2 separate regions of the Mus musculus genome follow, and region 2 is linked to region 1. A link is a contact called in ENCODE Hi-C or POLR2A ChIA-PET data. All regions are on one chromosome and are shown on one strand. Each heading gives the region's core, a stretch centred on a gene start or an enhancer-like site at or near the end of the contact. The rest is flanking DNA. Distances are from core to core; before and after follow the strand shown. Region 1 overlaps Ssbp3 (single-stranded DNA binding protein 3). Region 2 has its middle 34 kb from the start of Cdcp2.

Region 1 (2,937 bases), core at 259-2,758:
GGACAGACACCTCTGCTGCCCTGATGACCTCTTCAAGTCTAGGGGTTGGAGAAAGAATTAAATCCTGGTTTCCTGCTTTCTGAAACCCTCTACTAAGCAGTACTTACTGACAGGACTAGTGACCAATGAGGAAGAAGGGAAGCAGGAAAGTGGGAGGAGCCAAATCCATAGGTGTCAGACATAGTGTCAATGGCTGGGGAACTCTGGTGAACACTACCAGAGGGAGCTGTAGACAGGAGCTGCCCAGGGACTCAGTCCAGCAAAGGCCACAAAGAGAGACATCATAGTGAGACATAGAAACAGGTCAGGATTAGGCCGTGCTGGGCAGTTTGGGTGCAGGGTTACCTCGTGCCCCTTCAGCCCCCTCCCTGCCTGCCCTGCTGGTGCTCAGGCCCTTCATGGTGAAGCTGTCTGACCTTTTTGAAGTTGGAGAAAAGCATTCTCCCCAGAAGAGTTAACCCTTTCTGTCTTCTAGGGTGGTGTTGGCTTAGCAGGTAGGTCCCAGAGCTGCATCGTGGGTGCATCACAGATGAGGGAACCCTACTAGAACTGGACAGGTCTGCCTAGGAAGATGGTCTGGACAGCAGAGGATTGTGGCTTCCGTATGAACTACTTCTCTTTCCAGCCACTGCTCACCCTTCCACCAGGCCCAGCCCCTTCACCCCAGCCTCTTCCCAGTCTGTTGCCCATTGATTTAAGGCACACAGGTGCTATGTGAGTCTTCACTCCCCTGCCCCTAGCTTCTTACCAGGCCCAGTCATCTGCTTCTAGACTGACAGAAGGTGAGCCTGTTACTGCTGAGAAGGGTTAGGGATGAAGTGCTCCAGCTGTTGGGTCCAAGACTCAGTTGGAGATGCGGTCCTTCCTGCTTTACCCCTACCTGTTCAGTCAGTGTTCTCTGGTAGTGAGTGACTAACTTCCCACCTCTGGTTACTGTGATGGAAGCCAGCTATAGGCCCCCCAACCCCACCCCAAGAGCTACGTACCCTGGATTGTATCTAACCCTGCTGACAAATTCTTGTGTGTCCTTCGAGAGTCTTTCTACCCACTCTAGGACTTACTTTTGTCCTTCGGTTTAGTGACAGAGCCTTAACACCAATCACCTTTCCTGACCACCATCACCTCCTCCTCATAGGTCAGGCTGTGCTCATCTGGTGGCCAGCCTGGTGCCTTGTGTCTGCCCAGTGGCAGATTGACCGGCACCAGGGTTCCTAGCAACCATGGACAAAAGGTTATTCCTGACGTGCCAGGCTGCCTGAGTGACAGGCTGGGGCCTTGGCCGGTACGCCTGCCAGTATGCATGTGTTTGGACAGGTTTGTGTCTGCACACTCCAGCCATCTCCCCCCGCCCCCTGCACTCCACATGTAGCGCCGTAACTCTCACTGATGAAATGGAAAGTTGAACATAAATCAATGTCTGCCGCCCGTTAGCTATGCATCAGCAGTCAGCGCCTGGGAGACTTGCTCAGTAACAAAGCCCCCAGTGGCTCTGCAGGCTGCGACTGCCCCCTAATGCATAGCCAGCCCCAGGCCATGGAGCCCTGCTGGTCACCTCCAACACCACCTAGCTGTCTCCCTCCTCCCCTTGGTGGGCCCTACCTCTGCAGCTGTAAACTCCAGCCAGGCCTTTGCACCTCCAATGCCGGAAGGGCTGCTGCTAGCTGCTGCTGAAGGCCTGGGGCGCTCTCTCCTCCCCTTTGGACTTGCATTTTCTCTTTCCTGCCTCTGAGAGCTGCTGGCCTATGCTTCAGCTGCCTGACTATGGTATTTCCTTTCCCCAAATAAGAGTCCCTTGTGGAGGCACTCCCATTTGTGGGAACTGTCGTGTGTGGGCTCCCTCTAGCCAGTGCAGGGCAGACCCTCTGCCTGTCCTACCACCTAATCAGCAAATTGTGTGAGATTTTTCTCCTTTACAAGAAGGAGATCAGATTTGCTGAGTCCTTGTAGCAGAAGGGGTTTGAGAAAGAGAGTTCCAGTATAGTCCTGTGCAGAACACAGGTCAGGATGGCCCCCTGGGTCAGTCATAGTGTATATCCTCCCCTGGGAAGACCTAGGTCTGGCTCCCCGGATAGGATTCAGAAACAGCTGTGAGCAGGGCCTTGGGAGCCACAGGGCTTTCCTTTTTCTGGAATAGAATGTGGGCAGCACCCGAGGTGCTGTAGAATTCCTGCTGTTTCTTTGGTTGCTGGAGGGGGTGGGCTAGATGCACACATCTTCATGTTCGATAATATTGTATGCAGCTGCTGGAAGATGAGGAACAGCCTCAGGTCCGTGCTGGCAGGGTCCTGGGGAGCTCCTCCCTCTGGGACAGACAGATGCAGAGCCCCATTCCTTCTTCCTGTGAAGGGGTTATTTTTCCTGGTAGCTAGGGTTGCTCCAAAAATTCAGTGAACCTCTCTGAACCTCAATTGCTGTACCCCATATTTGGGGTTGATGGTATATCCATGACTCCTGGGACCTGTATGAAGATTCTGTGACATAATGCCTAGGAAACCCTGCCTGGTGCTGGGTGTCTGGTGCACACTCTGTGCCTGCCAGCACTTGGATGGCTCCTGTGTGCCTTCAGGCCACTTTATTCTCTGAGCTTCCTACCTAGCCAGGGGTCAGGGCTGCTTTTAGTGTAATTCTCTTGGCAGTACAGTTTTCATGGCATTGCTAAGGTTCATAGATTCTTCAAATCAGCTGATCAGCACTTAACCCTCTGGTTCCACTGGCAAGAGTTGGTGCCAGTGAAACACCAGCCCTATTTGGCCTTTTAATGAAGCAGCTTCCTAATCTCCTGCTGAAGTCTGTCCTCTTGACTTGTTCCCTCAGCTTTGGCCATTCTGATCCCTTGTTCTTTGGTCTAGCCCCCAACAGGAGTTTCTAGGGGAAGTGAAGGCAGGGAAGTAGGCTGTGGGTTCAGGAGCTTCTGCTTCTGTTCCTAGCAGGCGTGTT
Region 2 (2,937 bases), core at 273-2,772, 110 kb after region 1:
TGTATAGCCCTGGCTGTCCTGGAACTCACTTTGTAGACCAGGCTGGCCTCGAACTCAGAAATCTGCCTGCCTCTGCCTCCCGAGTGCTGGGACTAAAGGTGTGCGCCACCACGCCCGGCTCAACTGTCTAATTTTTGACACAAGACTCCCACTGAACCTTCAGCTCATTGATTCAGCTACACTGGCTGCCTAGTGAGCCCTTGGGGTCCCCCTCCCCCGATTCCCCAGTGTCGAGATTAGAAGGACAGGGCTTTAAAAACAAAACAAACCAACCAAACAAACAAACAAGCCTAGGGATGCCAGGATCTGAACTAATGCCCTTATGCTTGTGTGGCAAGCACTTGACTAGTGACCGAACCATCCCCCCTCACTGTTGACTTAAGTGACAGAATAGATTTCCCTGGAGACTGGGTCTGTGATCGAGGTGTTGGCAGGGCCTCCTGAGGCCTCTCTCTGCTTTGCACACAGCCATGTCCTTGCTGTGGTTTCCACAAGGTCTCTGTGCAGTTTGCATCCCCGGGCCTCTTTCTGTAACAGCAGCGTCATACTGGAGCAGCGCATTTGTGTAAGGCCTCAGTCCGCCCTGATCACCCCTTCCCAGGACTTTTTCAAACGTGGTCAATTCTGAAGCACAGAGAGGTGGGACTAACATGTAACTTTAGGGGGACACTATCCGTTTACAGACATGTGGTAAGACAGTGGGCAGACGGTGAGAGGTCCGAGAAGGGCACTGAGTAGGGCAGTGGGCCTTTGGTCCAGCCACTGGAGAAAAGGGTGAGGAAGAGGAGGAGAGCTAACTCCCCCTGGAATGCCCCCTGGAATGCCCCCCGGAATGCCCAGGAATGAGGAAGGGATACTTGCTGGGGTTGAGATGGGAAACAAATGTAGACTGTGTTCATAGGATGTTCTCGAGGGCTTGCAGCTCAGAGGCCACTTTCCAGCATAAATAAAGAAGACAGCCATTAAGGATGTAAGCTCTCTTTCAGGCGATGAGATGCCCAGACATTTAGAAATGCATAAATACCAGCCCCTTCTGTACCCTAGACCAGTAGTTCTTCTGCACGTTGTCATGACCCCTAACCATAAAATTATTTTGTTGCTGCTTCAGAACTGTAATTTTGCTAGTTATAAATCATAATGTAAATATCTGATATACAGGATATCGGATGCTCGACCTCCGGAAGAGGTCACAACCCACAGGTTCAGAACCGCTGCTCTAGAACGTTTCATCAAGTTGCCTCTCCAGTTAGGGAATCGAGGCCTGAGAGTTGGGCTTGTCTGAGGTCGCTGGGTAAGTAACAGAGTGCCTGTGAGCAGTCTTCTCAAGGGGCGTCACAGGAGCTGGGGAGAAGCCTGCGCACAGCTTAGCCTGCATGGTCACTGAAGAGTATGGGCTACATGAGCTAGTGAGCTTAGCTCCGCTGTGAAAAACAAGTAGACTGGATCACAGCCCGATGTGCAGAACAACTAGGACTCCATGATGATTCGACTAGATACCGTGGGGGAGGGGCAGGTCTTCCTCAGAGGAGACTCAGGCGTGAGAAGCAGCTGCGGGGGCGCTCCAGGATGTGGGTTGCGCCCACCTCTGTTCCCTGGCTCGGGAAAGCAATGTGGCTTTAGGGACTTGCCCCTAAGTCAGAGAGGGAAACAGTCCCCAGGGAACTCTCCTCAGACAGAGAGGCTCCCACCAGCAGGGATGCTGTGTGCTTGCTCCTGGTGGGCTGGGACTTCATTGTGCTGCTATTCTTGCCCTCAATGATCCCAGCCTAGCAAGGAGCAAATTCTCATACAAACCAGACTGAGGGGCCGTCTGCAAAGCACCCAGCTAATGTTGCCAAAGCCTGGAAAGGCTGTGGGGACAAGAAAAGATGGAAACTGCCCCAGAGCAAAGACGGCTGCCGAGGCACGAAGACTGAGTGCAGAGGACCCTGGTCCAAATCCTGGATTAGAGAGGGAACATTAACAACCATAGTAATGCACCAATAGTGGCCTCGTCATCGTCATCGTCATCGTGACAAATGTCCTACCTGGAGGATACTGACTGAGATGCTCAGTGGGAGAACGTGTTTACCACCAAGCCCCATGATCTGAGGTGACCCCTCAGATTCACTTGGTGGGAGGAGAGATCTGACTACTGAAAGTTGCCCTTTGGGTTGGTGAGATGGCTCAGTGGGTCAGAGCACTGACTGCTCTTCCAAAGGTCCTGAGTTCAAATCCCAGCAACCATATGGTGGTTCACTAACATGAGATCTGACGCCCTCTTCTGGTGTGTCTACAGTGTACTTACATGTAATAATAAATAAATCTTTAAAAAAAAGTTGTCTTCTGACCTACACACACACACACACAAATTTCATTCATTCATTTGTATATTTATTCATTTATTGTGTGCATTGGTGTTTACCTGCATATATCTGCGTGAGCGTGCCAGACCCCCTGGGACTGGAATTACAGTTTTGAGCTGCCAATGTGGGTGCTGGGAATTGAACCAGGGTCTTATGAAGAGCAGGTTAGCTCTTTTAATCGCTGAGCCAACTTTCCAGCTCATGGTTTGTTTGTGTTTGTTTGTTTGTTTGTTTGTTTGTTTTGAGACAGGGTTTCTCTGTATAGCCCTGGCTGTCCTGGAACTCACTTTGTAGACCAGGCTGGCCTCGAACTCAAAAATCCGCCTGCCTCTGCCTCCTAAGTGCTGGGATTAAAGGCGTGCACCACCACCGCCTGGCCAGCTCATGTTTTTTTAATATTAACTTTTTTTTTTTTTTTCCGAGACAGGGTTTCTCTGTTTAGCCCTGGCTGTCCTAAAATTTGCTTTGTAGACAGACTGGCCTCAAACTCACAGGGATTCATGTGCCTCCGACTCTCAAGTACTGGGATTAAAGACATGTACCCACCACCACCCAAGTATATTCTTTCTAGGGAGTTGTTTGTACACAGGGA

What was found. A loop is a pair of places that touch in the nucleus more often than their neighbours do. ChIA-PET counts read pairs that join two places held with the same protein, here RNA polymerase II (POLR2A).
Region 2: a loop to region 1 is called in a map of T-helper 2 cell, with 1.9 times the contacts of the local background. The contact joins two enhancer-like sites. A Hi-C loop is called at or near these places in 1 of 37 maps with a recorded cell type or tissue (T-helper 2 cell). POLR2A ChIA-PET finds 5 or more read pairs at or near these places in 1 of 5 experiments (Patski).

The regions. Positions count from the first base shown.
Region 1 is chr4:107,014,808-107,017,744 of GRCm38, forward strand. The region is part of intron 5 of Ssbp3 (single-stranded DNA binding protein 3); the gene reads left to right. Among named protein-coding and RNA genes, the nearest start is that of Gm12786, 11 kb to the right of the region's middle. Within about 2 kb of position 1,509, at least 1 of the 3 ENCODE cell types and tissues checked has a DNase peak (open chromatin) inside an H3K27ac peak, as active enhancers do.
Region 2 is chr4:107,129,174-107,132,110 of GRCm38, forward strand. No RefSeq gene overlaps it. Among named protein-coding and RNA genes, the nearest start is that of Cdcp2, 34 kb to the left of the region's middle. Within about 2 kb of position 1,523, at least 1 of the 3 ENCODE cell types and tissues checked has a DNase peak (open chromatin) inside an H3K27ac peak, as active enhancers do.